Linked DNA regions of Homo sapiens: region 2 is linked to region 1. The links are chromatin loops, found by intact Hi-C in ENCODE. Cell type or tissue: B cell. All regions are shown on one strand. Region 1 overlaps HCG24 (HLA complex group 24). Region 2 overlaps HLA-DPB1 (major histocompatibility complex, class II, DP beta 1).

Evidence for each region. Peaks named below come from ENCODE experiments on the same cell type or tissue, not always from the same donor. Only the 100,000 strongest peaks of a DNase experiment are listed, where the experiment ranks them.
Region 2: a loop joins it to region 1, with 10 times the contacts of the local background. A loop is called at or near these places in 3 of 110 quality-filtered maps.

The regions. Positions count from the first base shown.
Region 1 is chr6:33,144,595-33,152,594 of GRCh38, forward strand. HCG24 (HLA complex group 24) reads left to right here. Exons shown (of 3, transcript NR_138084.1): 2 at 260-352; 3 at 2,621-4,221. Among named protein-coding and RNA genes, the nearest start is that of HCG24, 5.3 kb to the left of the region's middle. In B cell, CTCF peaks have their summits at 3,692 (motif pointing left) and 3,893; DNase peaks (open chromatin) are centred at 3,667 and 6,657.
Region 2 is chr6:33,079,788-33,087,787 of GRCh38, forward strand. It overlaps HLA-DPB1 (major histocompatibility complex, class II, DP beta 1), which reads left to right. Exons shown (of 6, transcript NM_002121.6): 2 at 885-1,148; 3 at 5,163-5,444; 4 at 5,992-6,102; 5 at 6,432-6,455; 6 at 6,752-8,000. The coding sequence ends at 6,451. It also overlaps a transcript of HLA-DPA1 not described here and the pseudogene RPL32P1. Among named protein-coding and RNA genes, the nearest start is that of HLA-DPB1, 7.8 kb to the left of the region's middle. In B cell, CTCF peaks have their summits at 3,124 (motif pointing left) and 3,324; DNase peaks (open chromatin) are centred at 554, 1,234, 1,374, 3,094 and 1 weaker place; H3K4me3 peaks cover 2,744 bases; H3K27ac peaks cover 5,145 bases.

The DNA of each region.
Region 1 (8,000 bases):
TAAATCACATGTTATTGTCTGCCTTTCATCCTGAGAGGAAGGAGATAATCACATGGCCATTTTATGCTTGAAGGATTTGGTGATCACTGGGTCCAATGAAGAGCCTCAGGATGAGTCAGTGTGGTTTTACCCAGGCATGGAGAAATTAACTTCTTGATGATGATCAAGTCTTCTTATTAAATAGGAGTGCAACTGATAGAGGATCTTCTTACATTTGCTTTATTTCATGGTGCTGCCCAAATTCATGCTGTACCCTCAGCAGCAAGGAGTGGGACCATTACTCCTGGCGTTCCCAGATGGAACAGACACCAAGCCTGGCTTTGCCACTGAACACAATACAGGACTGATAAAGGTCAGTTCTTAGGAATATGCTTCCCAAATGTAGAAATCAACATAAGATCCCAATTTTAAATAATAGGTATAATAGCATAATATATTATTTTATTTTATTTATTTAGAGATGGAGTCTCACTCTATCACCCAGGCTGAAATGCAATGGCATGATCTCAGCTTACTACAACCTCTGCCTCCAGGGTTCAGGCGATCCTCCCATCTCAGTCTCTAGAGTACCTGAGAGCTAATTTTTTGTTTTTGGTAGAGATGAGGTTTTACCATGTTGGCCAGGCTGGTCTTGGACTCCTGAGCTCAAGTAATCCACCCACCTCAGCCTCCCAAAATGCTGGGATTGCAGAAGTGAGCCACCATGCCCAGCCGCATAATACATTATCGTTCTCTTTATATATAATTTGTACTAAGTTATAGATACACACTTATTCCATAACTCTATGTTCACCAGATCACCTCTTGCAGGTTGTACAGTGAAAACACATCCTTAGTTTCAAAAGATGTGTGTATACCAGATTTTTCAGACATAGGCTTGGTTTTAGAATACAGTTTACTATGATTTTTGTAATTCATCTTAATTGATGTTTAATACCGAGAGAGAAGTCATATTGTCTCCAGTCATTTCATGTTATGATGTGCCACTAAGTCCAAATTTTATATAATAGTAATCAGGAGGCTGGGCACAGTGGCTCACGCCTGTAATCCCAGCACTTTGGGAGGCCAAGGCAGGCAGATCACCTGAGGTCGGGAGTTCAAGACCAGCCTGACCAATATGGTGAAATCCTGTCTCTACTAAAAATACAAAAATTAGCTGGGTGTGGTGGTGGGCGCCTGTAATCCCAACTACTTGGGAGGCTGAGGCAGGAGAATCGCTTGAACCCAGGAGGCGGAGGTTGCAGTGAGCTGAGACCACACCATTGCACTCCAGCCTGGGCAACAAGAGCAAAACTCCATCCCCCACTCCCAAAAAAAAAAAAAAAGTTATCAGGAAAACTTATAGTTGCTACAATATTATTAGATTAATACGAATTTTCAAAAATGGCAGAGCCTTAACCAAGCTTAAAGAGTTTTTCTTTCTTAACTGAACTTCTTGGATGTGACTACATGAAATTTTGATGAAATATGGTCATAAATTATGATGACAAGTTAGTTTTGGGGGATTTTATATATTACCAGATACCAATGCCAGAGGAAGAGCTATGTTAGGGGTCCTCAGAGCCACCCCAGGTGAGATGATGCCCTAGGAGGACTCACAGGGCTCATCATATGGTCCTACTCAGGGCTCTGATTCATTACAGTAAAAGGATGCAAAGCAAACTCAGCAGAGGGAAAGGCACACTGGGCAAAGCCTAAGAGAAACCAGGCTCAGGCTTCCAAGGATCCTGTCCCCCTGGAGCCACACAGGACACACTTAATTCCTCCCACAAGGAGCTGGGATGCCATGTGTAAAATATTGTCTACCAGGAAGTTCGTAACAGACCAGCACTAGGGCCTTTGGGGGCTTTGGGGGCCTTTGGGGGCCTTTGGGGGCTGAAGAAGTCAGACTTCTTCAGAGAAACAGAATTTATTGGATATATATAGGTAGATAGATGAGTGGGGATTTATGCTGGGGATTCACTCCCTCAACTATGGAGGCTGAGGAGTTCCACGTTAGGCCTTCTGCAAGCTGCTGAGACAGGGGAGCCTGTAGCATGGCTCAGTCCAAGTCTGAAGGGCTGAGAACCGGGGGAGCTGGTGGAGTAACTCTGAGTCCAAGACCAAAAACCTGGGGGGCTGCTGGTGCAAGTCCCTGAGTGTGAAGGCCAGAGAACCTGGAGATCTGATGTCCAAGGGGAGGAGAATATAGGACTCCCTACTCCAAAACAGAGAGAGAGTGAATTCACCTTTTTTCTGCCTTTTTGTTCTAGCCAGGCCTTCGGCCGACTGAATGATGCAGTGAGCTGAAATCACACCACTGCACTTCAGCCTGGGCAACAGAGTGAGACTCTGTCTCCAAAAAAAAGAAAAAGAAAGTCATATATTGGTACAGAAGATACTCTTAAATCCTACTTTTCTGGAAATATTGGTTATTATAGAAGATATAGGACTAAATTCATTTTAAAATTTTTATTTTGAAATTATTATTACAAATGTTTTATGAATCATATTAGCATATAGGCAAGTTTTGGAAAGCCAAAGTTACAAACCAGGGATTCAGATGAGTGTTCTGTGAAATTTTTAATTTTTGCAGAACACCATGAGAAATTACACATTTTCTATTCTATATTTCTTGTAGGAAATAGAGGCTGCCCATCTCTCAGTGCCACATATGAGAAAGGGAAGTTGTCATTTTATATATCCACTGTCAAGCATCTTGGTAAAACAGAAGAAAGCAGGCTGGGCCTGGTGGCTCATGCCTATAATCCCAGCACTTTGGGAGGCCAAGGAGGGCAGATAGCTTGACCAGCATGGGCAACATGGCAAAATCCTGTCTCTACAAAAAAATAAAAAAAAACAAAAAATAAATGTAGTCCCAGGTACTGAGGAAGCTGAGGCAGGAGGAACACTTGAGCCTGGGAGGTAAAGGCTTCAGTGAGCCGTGATAATGCCACTGCACTCCAGCCTAGACAACAGAGTGAGACCCTGTCTCAAGAAAAAGAAAAACAAGAGGGAGGCAATCTACTTTATACCCAGAGAATTTTACATGCAAGGAATTTGACTATGAATAAGCCTCCATTGCTTAAGAGAGACTTCACTATTTGGGATTTTAAGAAAGAAATACACAAACAAGCAAATCTCATCAGCAGAGGACTGAGAAACCAGTGTTTATAATACCCAGTGATTAATGTAATATTGTCTTCAGTCATCATTAAAAGGGACTTAGTTTAAAAGTCATTTCGATTGATCGCCAACTCAGAGTCCTCAACATTTCACCTTTTGCTTTATGAAAAGAACTAGTAGATTAATTTAGAGTTTGACAAGGAGAAGCAGGTCTCCCTTGATTTTCTGTTTGGCCAAGAATTTATCCTAACATGGTACCATCAGAATACTGTCAGAAAGCTGTGAGTCAACTCAGATTTCTCACCATTGAGTCAAGCCGTGAAGCCAGCTGTCTTGGGGGTAAGGATTTCCATACAGAAACACTGTAAGTAAATAATTTAGCACTTGTTTCCTATTCCTTTTTATTGGATAACTACAGAGAATTAAAACTGTGGGTTGTTTTGAATTCACAAAAGAAATGTTTTAAAGCTTTCGAGGAAAAAGCCAGATTATCCATTGCAAAGCATCGAAATTCAAAATCATGTTAAGGCTATAGAGAAATAGGATCCTATCCCCACCTAGTGGCCAACACTGAAATCTGGGCTTAGAACAGGAAACAAGGGAATTTGTCAACAATTTGGGAATACTCCAGCATTCTTTACAAAAAAAAGTTAGAGAAAAAGTTAAGCACACAAAAAACACAAGTCAAAATAAATACGACCAAATACATAGGTTTTGGCAGCACATAGATTTCTGTGGTTTTGCTATGCTTTTAGCAGCGGCTGTAAAAAGCATTGCACACTAAGCATTGCTAGATTGCCAAACAAACCTAATTACATTTTTTGTTTGGTTTTTTGTTTTTTTCAAAACCTCCTAACCTCTGTGACCTAATTATGTTTTTAATGAGTTGATTGTAAAAACTAACATCAGCGAATACAAAATTTCAGTTAGACAGGAGGAATAAATTCAAGATATGTACTGTACAACATGGTGACTCTAGTTAATAACAATGTACTGTGTACTTGAATATTGCTAAGTGAATAATTTTAAGTGTTCTCACCCAACACAAAAAATATGTAAGGTAATGCACATATTAATTAGCTTGATTTAGCCATTAAACAATGTGTGTGTGTGTGTATATATATATATATATATATATATATAAACATCATATTGTATACCATAAACAGATTCAATTTTTGTCAATTAAAGAATTAAATGAATACATATATTTTTGTTGCACAGATGTATGAGAGATTGATCAATAAAGATTCTAAAATATTTGTTAAAAGTTACAAACTGAGGGAAAGCCTTCGACATCGTATTTGCAAGAAAGAAAGTGTACATAGTTAGACAGTCCTAGTATCTGTAAAGTGGGTGTGATCATCGGAGAGCAATCCCTTGAGCAGTGCTGTCCTATACAATGTTCTGCTGTTAGGGAAATGTTCTGTATCTATCCAACCGAGCCGCCACTAGCCACAGGTGGCTCTTGAGCACTTAAAATGCTAGCAGCTGGTGAGACGAAGGGGCTGAAGTTCTCATTTAATTTCAAATTAAGGCAGAACCGCCTATAAGAGAAAGTGCTAAAGAATTGGAAAAATGAAAAAGAATTTGAGAACCCAGTGGGAATGGAGCTAACGTGTATGGTCATGGCTCATTAGATTTGGGGATATCGGAATCCCAACAGCACAATGGGCTCATTAGAAAATTAACAAGGTTACAAAACAGGTTAAAGGAAGTATCAAAAATAGTCCAATTTTAGCAGATACAGAAGCTGCAAATTTAGCAGTAGTTTTGGCAAACCCTCAATTCATGTAATTTAACAGTGCTAGGGACCAAACCGAAGGGGAATGCCAAGACAAAAAGCTTATAAACGTTAAGAGCTCATTTCTCTTAGAACATACAGAAACAGGGCACTTCCACACCTTCGATTCATTCTCCAAGCTTAAAGAGCTTTGCCCTAAAACCAGATCCTCTCATACGATGGGACAAACAGCCCCAATGTTCTTCCCTCCAGATCTGTTCCAACCTGTGTCTGGAGACACTCTGCACTCACGTTAAAACAGTTTAGACAAAGGACAATGTTTAGGAATTCCAGAAACTTTGGGATATAACATCAATGGCAACTTTTAATTAGGAAAACCCAATCTAATAAGAAGGGCTATTTTGAATACCAGGGTATGTGGAGGGGAAAGTATGAAGGTGGAAGGTTATGAAACATTAATGGGAGATACAGAGAACCAAGAAAGCTTCTATGGTGATTTCTCCTGCCCCTGGGCATGTTATCTGAACTTACGATTGCAACTGTGGGAGCTGGAAAAGCTCTTAAGAACCTCTAGAATTCCACTTCCCCACAAAACAACGTAATATGAAATAGTGACAAATCCCTAGGAGAATATGTAAAATAACAATTATGATAACATTGTTGGAGAAATCTGAGATAAAGAGTAGGACTCTTTAACAACTCATTTTGGCCAGTCAAAAGGGAGGTGGAGCTTGGAAGTGAATTGTGAATTACACCGATATTAAGAAAAGCAGCTAATTCTGAAGTAGTATTAAGTGGCAGTGACTATTCTAATCACTTTAAATATTTAACTCAATTATGAAAAAAATGTGATTAGCACTGTACATGATATTATTTCCTTAGTAGAAGATCTTGCTAAATCAACCCTTGATTAGCATTCATGCATCAATCTGGCTGATGTATCCTTTTCAATCCCAATAAATTATATTCACCAACAGTCTGCCTTCACTTGGCAGCCCCAACCTTTACTAAGTTGCCAGAGTAAATTCTCCCACCTCCGAGGTACAATCCATTGAGCAAAATTTAAACAGCCTAAATCCAATTCAAGAATTAACATTGTTTTATTATCCTAATGACACATTAACCAGGAGTGACTTGAAAAAAGCTGTGTCCATGAGGAAACTTTTTGGGGTAATAGAAATATTATCTTCATTGTAGTAGTAGTTACACAATGAATATGTTTGTCAAACTCATAAACAACTGTACAGCTATGGTTTCACTGTATTTAAATTATATCTCAGTAAACCTGATTTTATTTATTTATTTATTTGTTTATTTATTTATTTATTTATTTATTTTTGAGATGGAGTCTCACTCTGTTACCCAGGCTGGAGTGCAGTGGCGCAATCTTAGCTCACTGCAACCTCCCCCTCCCAGGTTCAAGCAATTCTCCTGCCTTAGCCCCAAGTAGCTGGGATTATAGATGCGCACCACCATATCCAGCTAATTTTTGTATTTTTAGTAGAGACGGGGTTTCACCATGCTGGCCAGGCTGGTCTCAAACTCCTGACCTCAGAAGATCCGCCCACCTCAGCCTCCCAAAGTGCTGGGATTACAAGTGTGAGCCACTGTGCCTGGCCTGAACCTGGTTTTTTTTAAAGCAACTGCATCAAAAACCTCTGTCTTCCATTATTAATTTTATGAGTTAAAAGAAACAGACTATAAAAGAGCACAAATTTTGGTAAAATTTTGGGGAGAAAAATTCTGCCCAAGACCAGGTAAAAGCCTTTGTGCTTGAAAGCCCCCAACTTGAAAAAGAGGAACAGAAATTAATTGGCGTGTTTGAATTATGAAGACTGCATATCCCACATCTGTATTAAACTTGGGTCTCTTCATTGAATTATGTGGGTCCTTAAAAGAGCCTCAGAGCTGTGCTGTCTAATATGGTAGCACTAGCTAGCTACCTGTGGCCATTTAAATTAAATAAAATTAAAATTGAATTTCAAATTGAGTTTCTTAGTGCACTAGCCATGTTTCAAGTGCTCAATAGCCACATGTGAATAGTGGCCACCACATTAAATTGCATAAATGTAGAACATTTCCATCATCACAGAAAGTGCTCACAGACTTAGAGGCCAAACTGTCTTAGAGGCCAAACAGGTATATAGACCACTGGAGTTTAATGACTTAAGTATTGAATACAAAATTAGGTGGCATATGTCTCTGAAAATTCAATTGGCTGATATTTCTAACCATTAAAACCATCTTGAGATGGCCAGGTGCAGTGGCTAATGCCTGTAATCCCAGCATTTTGGGATGCTGAGGCGGGTGGATCACCTGAGGTCAGGAATTCGAGACCAGCCTGGCCAACGTGGCAAAACCCTGTCTCTACTAAAAACACAAAAAAATTAGCTGGGCATGTATCTGGGGAACCCACCCCTAATATTTCAATGCAGGTTCTTTCTATTTTCCCTAAGTGTCGGCCAGTCTGAGAAATAAAGAGAAAGAGTACAAAGAGAGGAATTTTACAGCTGGGCCGCCAGGAGTGACATCACATATCAGTAGGTCCATGATGTCCACCTGAGCCACAAAACCAGCAGCTTTTTATTAAGGACTTCAAAAGGGGAGGGGGTGTACAAACAGGGAGTAGGTCACAAAGATCACATGCTTCAAAGGGCAATAAAGATCACAAGGCAAAAGGCAAAGCAAAGATCACAAGGCAAAGGGCAAAATTAGAATTACTGATGAGGGTCTATGTTCAGCTGTGCACATATTGTCTTGATAAACATCTTAAACAATAGAAAACAGGGTTCGAGAGCAGAGAACCGGTCTGACCTCAAATTCACCAGGGTGGGGTTTTTCCCCACCCTAGTGAGCCTGAGGGTACTGCAGGAGACCAGGGCGTATTTCAGTCCTTATCTCAACCGCATAAGACAGACACTCCCAGAGCGGCTGTTTATAGACCTCCCCCCCAGGAATGCAATTATTCTCCCAGAGTATTAATTATCAATATTCCTTGCTAGGAAAAGAATTTAGCGATATCTCTCCTACTTGCACGTCTGTTTATAGGCTCTCTGCAAGAAGAAAAATATGGCTCTTTTAGCCCAACCCCACAGGCAGTCAGACCTTATGGTTGTCTTTCCTTGTTCCCTAAAATCGCTGTTATTCTGTT
Region 2 (8,000 bases), 65 kb before region 1:
GGAAAGAGTCACCCAGCCGGCCATCAGAGTCACCAACCCCAGTACCAGGGTGCACAGCTAAGAAAATGAGTAGAAAGTTCATGTCCACGTTTTGTGTGTAAATAAAACCATAAAAACTGCCAAAAAAAATTACATCAATGCCTCTAAACCCAAAGGACTCTACCCCCACAGGTCCCTGGTTGTTGTGGTGATTTTCATTGTGTAAAATACTTTCCACATCTTTTGACACCAAGTCTTTCTGCAGCCATGTTTGAAAATTAACTTTCAGGCTACAGAGTCTTTCTTATACCAAAGTTGAAGAAAGTTTTAAGAAATATATTTCTACATCTCCTACATGCAAAACAACAGGAGCAAGTTGAGGAATTCTCAAGAAACTGGTCGAGAAGAGAGAGCGCTTAGCTATGGAAAAGAGAAAGAAGGAAGGGAGGGCTTCCTGGAGGAGGTGGCATTTGAACCAGGACTGACATCAGGATGGAAATGTCAGTCAGGGAGTTAAGTAGGGGGAGCAGCTCCGCCCTCCACGTCCCCAGCTCCTCCCGCCCCTGTTTTTTCTCCCAGTGACCCCACGTGAAACGTCTCCGCCTCCTCCAGCCACCAGCAGAAGGGACTGCCTTCCCCTCAGTGCTCGCCCCTCCCTAGTGATCACTCAGTGCCCCTGAGCTCATTCTTTTCAGTAAATTCTCTCTCTGCGTGGTGAGAAAACAGGCCTGGAGAGGCTCTGCGACCCGCTTAGGACCACAGAACTCGGTACTAGGAAAACTCCTATTTTAAAATCCAGCCCTGGGTGGGAAGATTTGGGAAGAATCGTTAATATTGAGAGAGAGAGGGAGAAAGAGGATTAGATGAGAGTGGCGCCTCCGCTCATGTCCGCCCCCTCCCCGCAGAGAATTACCTTTTCCAGGGACGGCAGGAATGCTACGCGTTTAATGGGACACAGCGCTTCCTGGAGAGATACATCTACAACCGGGAGGAGTTCGCGCGCTTCGACAGCGACGTGGGGGAGTTCCGGGCGGTGACGGAGCTGGGGCGGCCTGCTGCGGAGTACTGGAACAGCCAGAAGGACATCCTGGAGGAGAAGCGGGCAGTGCCGGACAGGATGTGCAGACACAACTACGAGCTGGGCGGGCCCATGACCCTGCAGCGCCGAGGTGAGTGAGGGCTTTGGGCCGGCGGTCCCAGGGCAGCCCCGCGGGCCCGTGCCCAGGGCGCAGGAGCAGCCGGGTTGGCCTAAGGGACCTTAGTGCCGGGCGGAAAGGGGACTTTGGGTTGGGGATTCATGGGGGGAGCCCATCTGGAGCTTGTCAGGGGAGCGAGCGCGGGGACCTGGACTGGGCTGAGCATGGAGTGAGGAGGACGAGAGCAGAGAGACCCCCGGGACTTCATCAGGCCTGGCAGCTGACTGCATGTGGGGTGAAAAAAGGAAGCCACAGGACAGCGCACAAGGGTATGGTGTGGAGATGGAGGTGGAGATGGCACAGCAGGCCACACAGAGAAGAAACCTACAGGGAGGTAGCTGGGTTTGAGGTGCTTGAGGGGCAGATGGGTGGTCTGATGGGCAGGTAGACAGAAGGGTCTGCAGCCGGGGAGGAGACTGAGATACATGAGACCATCCAGGGAGAGGGGACCCAGGGGGAAGAGCAAAGGACCGGATCCTGGGAACTGGACAGTTGTGATTTGGCCAAGACAGAAAAGCCTGTGAAAGAGACCAAAAAAACCCAAGTGCAGTGTGAGGAGAGGCCCGCAGAGAAGAGTCTTGGAAGCTGAGGGGAGGTGACCTCAGCAGCACAGTGGACAGCGGTGCCAGTGACTTGGGAAGGTCAGAAAACAGAAGATGGAAAGTGGGTTTGGAAACCAGGGAGACCTGGGGAGAGCAGGTTGGCCGCAGCGGCAGGAGCTGGAATGGGAGGGGGTGCATGAGGCTGAGTGTGGCGCATCCTCCTCGGGGCTGAGATGGATTTTACTTGTCTTGGGTTCCCCACGGCTGTCACAGGGCAGTGTCTCAGTTCATTCGTCTTTTTCCTTCAGGAAGTCTGGGTGTAAAGGGATGGAGAGAGGTGAGGTGTGTGCAGTAAGAGGATTTCTCAAGGATGGGACAGGAAGGCCTTGGAGCTTTGGCTTCCTCCTGTGAACTTGTGGGGTGGGGAGCCTGGTGCACCAACCTGAGGGACTTGAGGGAGTAGTATCAGGATGTGGGATTGAGCCCTGGACCTTTTTTCTAGAAAGAGGAAAAAAATGAAGGGAGGAGGAGGAGGAAGCTGGGGAGATCACACCTTTGATTTTCTTGTTCCTGGAAAGTGAAAGGAAGTTCACCTGCTATGAGTGAGAAGGTGGACACACTGGGTGGGGATGAGGTGAGTGACATGAGCTTAGGAAAGTTGCTGAGGTAATTGGTTGAGAGAGGTGTTCAAATAAAAATAACGCAATTGGCAAAAACTGTTACTAAGACTTTGTAGAGGCACCAATCAGTGACATGGCAGCATTTTCTTTCACAGTAATCAACTGCCAGATTGCAGACAGCCCTGATGCCAGCCTAAGGAGTGTGGGTTTCTCCTCCAGGCCCGCAGGTCCCCAACCTCACTCCTCTGAAGACTCTTCTGGAGATCCTCTGTGATGCACAGATCTCCAGACTCAGTGCCCCCAGACTCAGATTCCCTGGGTGGGGAGGTCTGGGGATCTCTGCTTGTAATCAGCTCCCTAGAGGTTCCCATGTAGCCAGATAAGTATTGTCAGAACACTGAAGATTTTTGAAAAATGAAAAAGAGAAGGTTGGAGATGTGTCTTCAGAAGACTACTAAGGGTGCTGGCTAGAGGAGGGACCAGAGGCAGGGAGATGAGGTAGGAAACTGCTATTATTTGTCAGGGAAATTGCAATCAAGGCATGAGTTAGAACAGGGAAAACACAGAGGCAAGGGAGAGGTGGAAGGGGGAGGAAAGAAGTAGTGACAATTCCAGGGTGGATGTCCACCCAAATCTAGAAGTAATTGAGCAAATGTTTTCTGGGCATTAGAGAAGGCAACTAGAACAAACAGGAATCCTTGCCTTGGTGAAATGTATTTGAACTGGGTCAGAAATGAGGCCATTGGGTATCAGGCCTTAACTCCAGCGCACCCTGGAGGTCACTGATGTGGCTCCAGGCTGACCTGCTCCTGTCAAAGAATATTGAGCAAGATGCCTCTCGTGGAATGTTCTGGGACCTTAAAACAGATACCCAAGTATTCCCCCTGATTTCATGGTTCCCAGAAGCTCTATGGGGAAGAAATTGTAGGTAATTCACAACTGAGATTTAGACATAAGTTGAATAGTGTAATGGACATTGAGTTAACCGAGGTAATGAAGTAGTGAGACACAGGTGCCCCTGAAATAAACTCACATTGAGGGAAGAGGCTGACAATGTGGATCAGTCTGAAAACAAGGCAAAAATACAATAGGGAGTAAGGGTTGTGTGTCAGTTCAAGACTGTACTTTTACCTGGCCCAGCGCCATGTTAGGGTATTTGTGTTCTCCAGGAAGTAGAAAGGAAAGAACTGAGTGATTAGGGACCTAGAAGACTAATTTGAGACATTCCTCTTGATGAGCTGTTCTCTAGGGTAGTCCTCTGAAAGAGCTGTTCTCTAGTGGATCTCCCTGAATGAACTGTTCTCTAGGAGCACTTGACCCTTTTCTGTGTTTGTTTTTTGTTTTGTGTTTGTGTTTGTTTTTGAGACAGGTTCTCACTTTGTCTCCCAGGCTGGAGTGCTGTGGCACCATCATGGCTCACTGCAGCCTCAACCTCCTGGGCTCAAGTGATCCTCCTGCCTCAGCCTCCCATGTAGCTAGAACTACAGATACACGTACCACCATGTCTGGCTAATTTATTTTTCTTTTTAGAGATGGGTTCTCACTATGTTGCCCAGGCCGGTCTCAAAACCCTGGGCTCAAGTGATCCTCATGCCTCAACCTCCCAAAGTGCTAAGATTATAGGCATGACCACCATGCCTGGCCTTTTCTGCTTTCTGAGGAGGAAAAAGGTACTGGTGGCAGAGATCCAAAAGAAAAGTTGCCAGTGGCAGTGTGGAAATTCACCTGAGAACAACAGGACAAGCTGGGGCACAAATGCAAAGATGCAGAGGGAGGCAACACCTGGTCATCTGTGAGACCTTCATGGGACCTGAAGACGCAGCACAGAGGAGGAACTTGAAAAAGGACGGGATTTCTACTACTCAAGCATGTAGGAGCTCAGGATATTCTGTAAATATGAAGATTTTGAGTTTTTGTAGGTGAGGTAAAAAAATACATAGGTTTTTTACAGAATAAGACATGTAAAGCTCTCTTCATTTTCTTTGTATTTTCATGAAGTTATTAGATTCACAGGCCACCATAATGCCATTGTCTGTATATCTTAATTTCAAGATATTATTTGAGTAAATTTTGCTTCCTTTGTATCAAGATAGAACTTTGAAAAGGTAGGTAATTTCACAGTTGATCAAATATTCTTTGCCCAAATTACTTTTGGTTAAAATTTCTCCTAAATGTGCTACAGAGTGCAAACTCTGTCTCCCTGCCATTCCGCTATATACTTACTAACTATTATTTTATTCAAGATCATGCATGCTCTACTTGAAGGTCTATTTCTATCTTTTCAATGCTACCCTTACCCACTAGCCTAATCACATTATTCCTATTTTCAACATCTAGGAATCAATTACATAGTGAACATGCCTAAGAAATAATAATCTGGGCAGATGCAGTGGCTCAGGCCCGTAATCCCAGCCCTTTGAGAGGCCGAGCGGGTGGATCACTTGAGGTCAGGCGTTGGTCAAGTGCTCCTAGAGAACCAGGCTGACCAACATGGAGAAACCTTGTCTCTACTAATAATACAAAAATTAGCCAGGTGAAGTGGCAGGCACCTATAATCCCAGCTATTCGGGAGGCTGAGGAAGGAGAATTGGTTGAAGCCCGGAGGTGGAGGTTGCAGTGAGCCAATATTGCGCCACTGCATTCCAGACTTGGCAACAGAGTGACACTCCATCTCAACAAAAAGAAAGAATGAAAGAAAGAAAGAGCGAGATTATGTCTCAAAAAAAAGGAAGGAAGGAAGGAAGGAAGGAAGGAAGGAAGGAAGGAAGGAAGGAAAGAAGGACAATCTCAAATTCTATTTCATTATTTTTCTTCCACGCTCCTAGTCCAGCCTAGGGTGAATGTTTCCCCCTCCAAGAAGGGGCCCTTGCAGCACCACAACCTGCTTGTCTGCCACGTGACGGATTTCTACCCAGGCAGCATTCAAGTCCGATGGTTCCTGAATGGACAGGAGGAAACAGCTGGGGTCGTGTCCACCAACCTGATCCGTAATGGAGACTGGACCTTCCAGATCCTGGTGATGCTGGAAATGACCCCCCAGCAGGGAGATGTCTACACCTGCCAAGTGGAGCACACCAGCCTGGATAGTCCTGTCACCGTGGAGTGGAGTGAGTCTCTGATGACCCTCTAGACCCCACCTCTGAAGAGCAGGGGACTCTCTGGCTCTGGGGTCCACTCATCTTATCTTCTGCATCTATACCCTGGGGCCATGTCCAAACCCCATCTTTCTTCTATACCAGCTCCTGAGCATAGTTTGAAGCCAGGGAAATGGAGACTTCCTGACCTTGGCTTAGGGGTTCCTGAAGATTCATAGTTCTCCCCCTTGTCAGAGAATCTAGGGACACTGACTGGTCTCGAAACCCTCACACTTAGGAACTGACCTCACACATAGGAACAGTTCTCTTCCTTCAGCATTTTAGCCTCTTCTCAGGCATTTTGAGAGGCAACTTCCAGAATCAGCATTTGCCACCTTGTTGAGGTCACACCCCTGTTCCAGATATGAGGGTGGCTCTTTCTGAATTTCCTCTTAGCAAGCTTTTTCCGCTGCACTGTCCTCATCCCGATATGCTGCATCAGGCTCCAGAATCTCAGACAGGACATGAGTAGGGATGCAGCTGGTGGAGGTGACACTAAACCTGGGTCTGTCCTTCCCAGAGGCACAGTCTGATTCTGCCCGGAGTAAGACATTGACGGGAGCTGGGGGCTTCGTGCTGGGGCTCATCATCTGTGGAGTGGGCATCTTCATGCACAGGAGGAGCAAGAAAGGTGAGAAAGCCTGCAGGGTGAGCGGGACTTACCTTCCCCTGGCATATTCACACTTATTCCACGATGAGGGGTTTGACAGAAAAGAAATGTCAGAAAGCTCTAGAGGCCACTGATATCAGATAATCGGGGAACAAACATGACCTATAGCGAGAGAGGGATCCCAGGCTGGGATCTTAATGCAGCCAGATGCATGAGGTCCCAAGTACTCAGGCTCCTGCGGAGCGTCCATTGAGTGATGGGCAATGGAATTTGGTGGGATGGAAATGTTTCTCTAATTATCTGAGGTGGTTTCAATGGCTGATTATATAACCTTTCGTCTTTCATTTCAGTTCAACGAGGATCTGCATAAACAGGTAATATTCCTGCTTTGATTTCCTTGTGGGGTGGGTTGCAGGAGGATATGAGTCCTTTCTGTGCATTGTAACACTGAGGCTCCTCCAGGAAGGGAATCTCAGGCATGAACCCCTCTTTCAATGTCAGCCTTCAGGCAAGTGGGGAAAGAGCATTGCTTGGCTCCATTGCTGAAGGAAGCAGAGATCAACTCTGTTATTTATCAGCCTGAGACGCATCCTCTCACCATAATTTTTCTCTCCTGGACTTACAGGAAGGAGGCTGGCAACCTGGGATAACTTGTCTTTTACCCCCACAGGGTTCCTGAGCTCACTGAAAAGACTATTGTGCCTTAGGAAAAGCATTTGCTGTGTTTCGTTAGCATCTGGCTCCAGGACAGACCTTCAACTTCCAAATTGGATACTGCTGCCAAGAAGTTGCTCTGAAGTCAGTTTCTATCATTCTGCTCTTTGATTCAAAGCACTGTTTCTCTCACTGGGCCTCCAACCATGTTCCCTTCTTCTTAGCACCACAAATAATCAAAACCCAACATGACTGTTTGTTTTCCTTTAAAAATATGCACCAAATCATCTCTCATCACTTTTCTCTGAGGGTTTTAGTAGACAGTAGGAGTTAATAAAGAAGTTCATTTTGGTTTAAACATAGGAAAGAAGAGAACCATGAAAATGGGGATATGTTAACTATTGTATAATGGGGCCTGTTACACATGACACTCTTCTGAATTGACTGTATTTCAGTGAGCTGCCCCCAAATCAAGTTTAGTGCCCTCATCCATTTATGTCTCAGACCACTATTCTTAACTATTCAATGGTGAGCAGACTGCAAATCTGCCTGATAGGACCCATATTCCCACAGCACTAATTCAACATATACCTTACTGAGAGCATGTTTTATCATTACCATTAAGAAGTTAAATGAACATCAGAATTTAAAATCATAAATATAATCTAATACACTTTAACCATTTTCTTTGTGTGCCATCACAAATACTCCTTAACCAAATACGGCTTGGACTTTTGAATGCATCCAATAGACGTCATTTGTCGTCTAAGTCTGCATTCATCCACCAGCCTAGGCCTCCTGTCTTAATTTTCATACAGACAGAAATGACTCCCCACTGGGGAAAGAGCAAAGCAATACATGTAGCACTCTTTTTCAAACACTGGTCTTTTTTTTTTTCTTAACAATCCAACATTGTTATGTGTTTTGCGTCTCATATTGACACCTTTTGGTCAAGGTAGAGGACATGTTTGTTGTAAGCTTTCTTTTTCGTGTAGAGGATGGATTCTTCACTCCTGATACACACAATCAGTGCACAGCAGCTCTCTTATACATCCAGTTGATGCCTTCAGTCTCCCTGGCTTCTTACAAGCATCTTCTGGGCCTTGTGTGTCCCTGGGCACCTGTCCCTGGTCAATTCCCGAAAGCTACTGTGCTCCTCTTGCCCATCTCCCCTTGCAAATAATATCTTCCATCGGGGGACCGGCTTCCTCCAATTTCAGGAGAGGTGGGGCTGAAGGCACAGACTTGGGCGTCACTGGCACAGA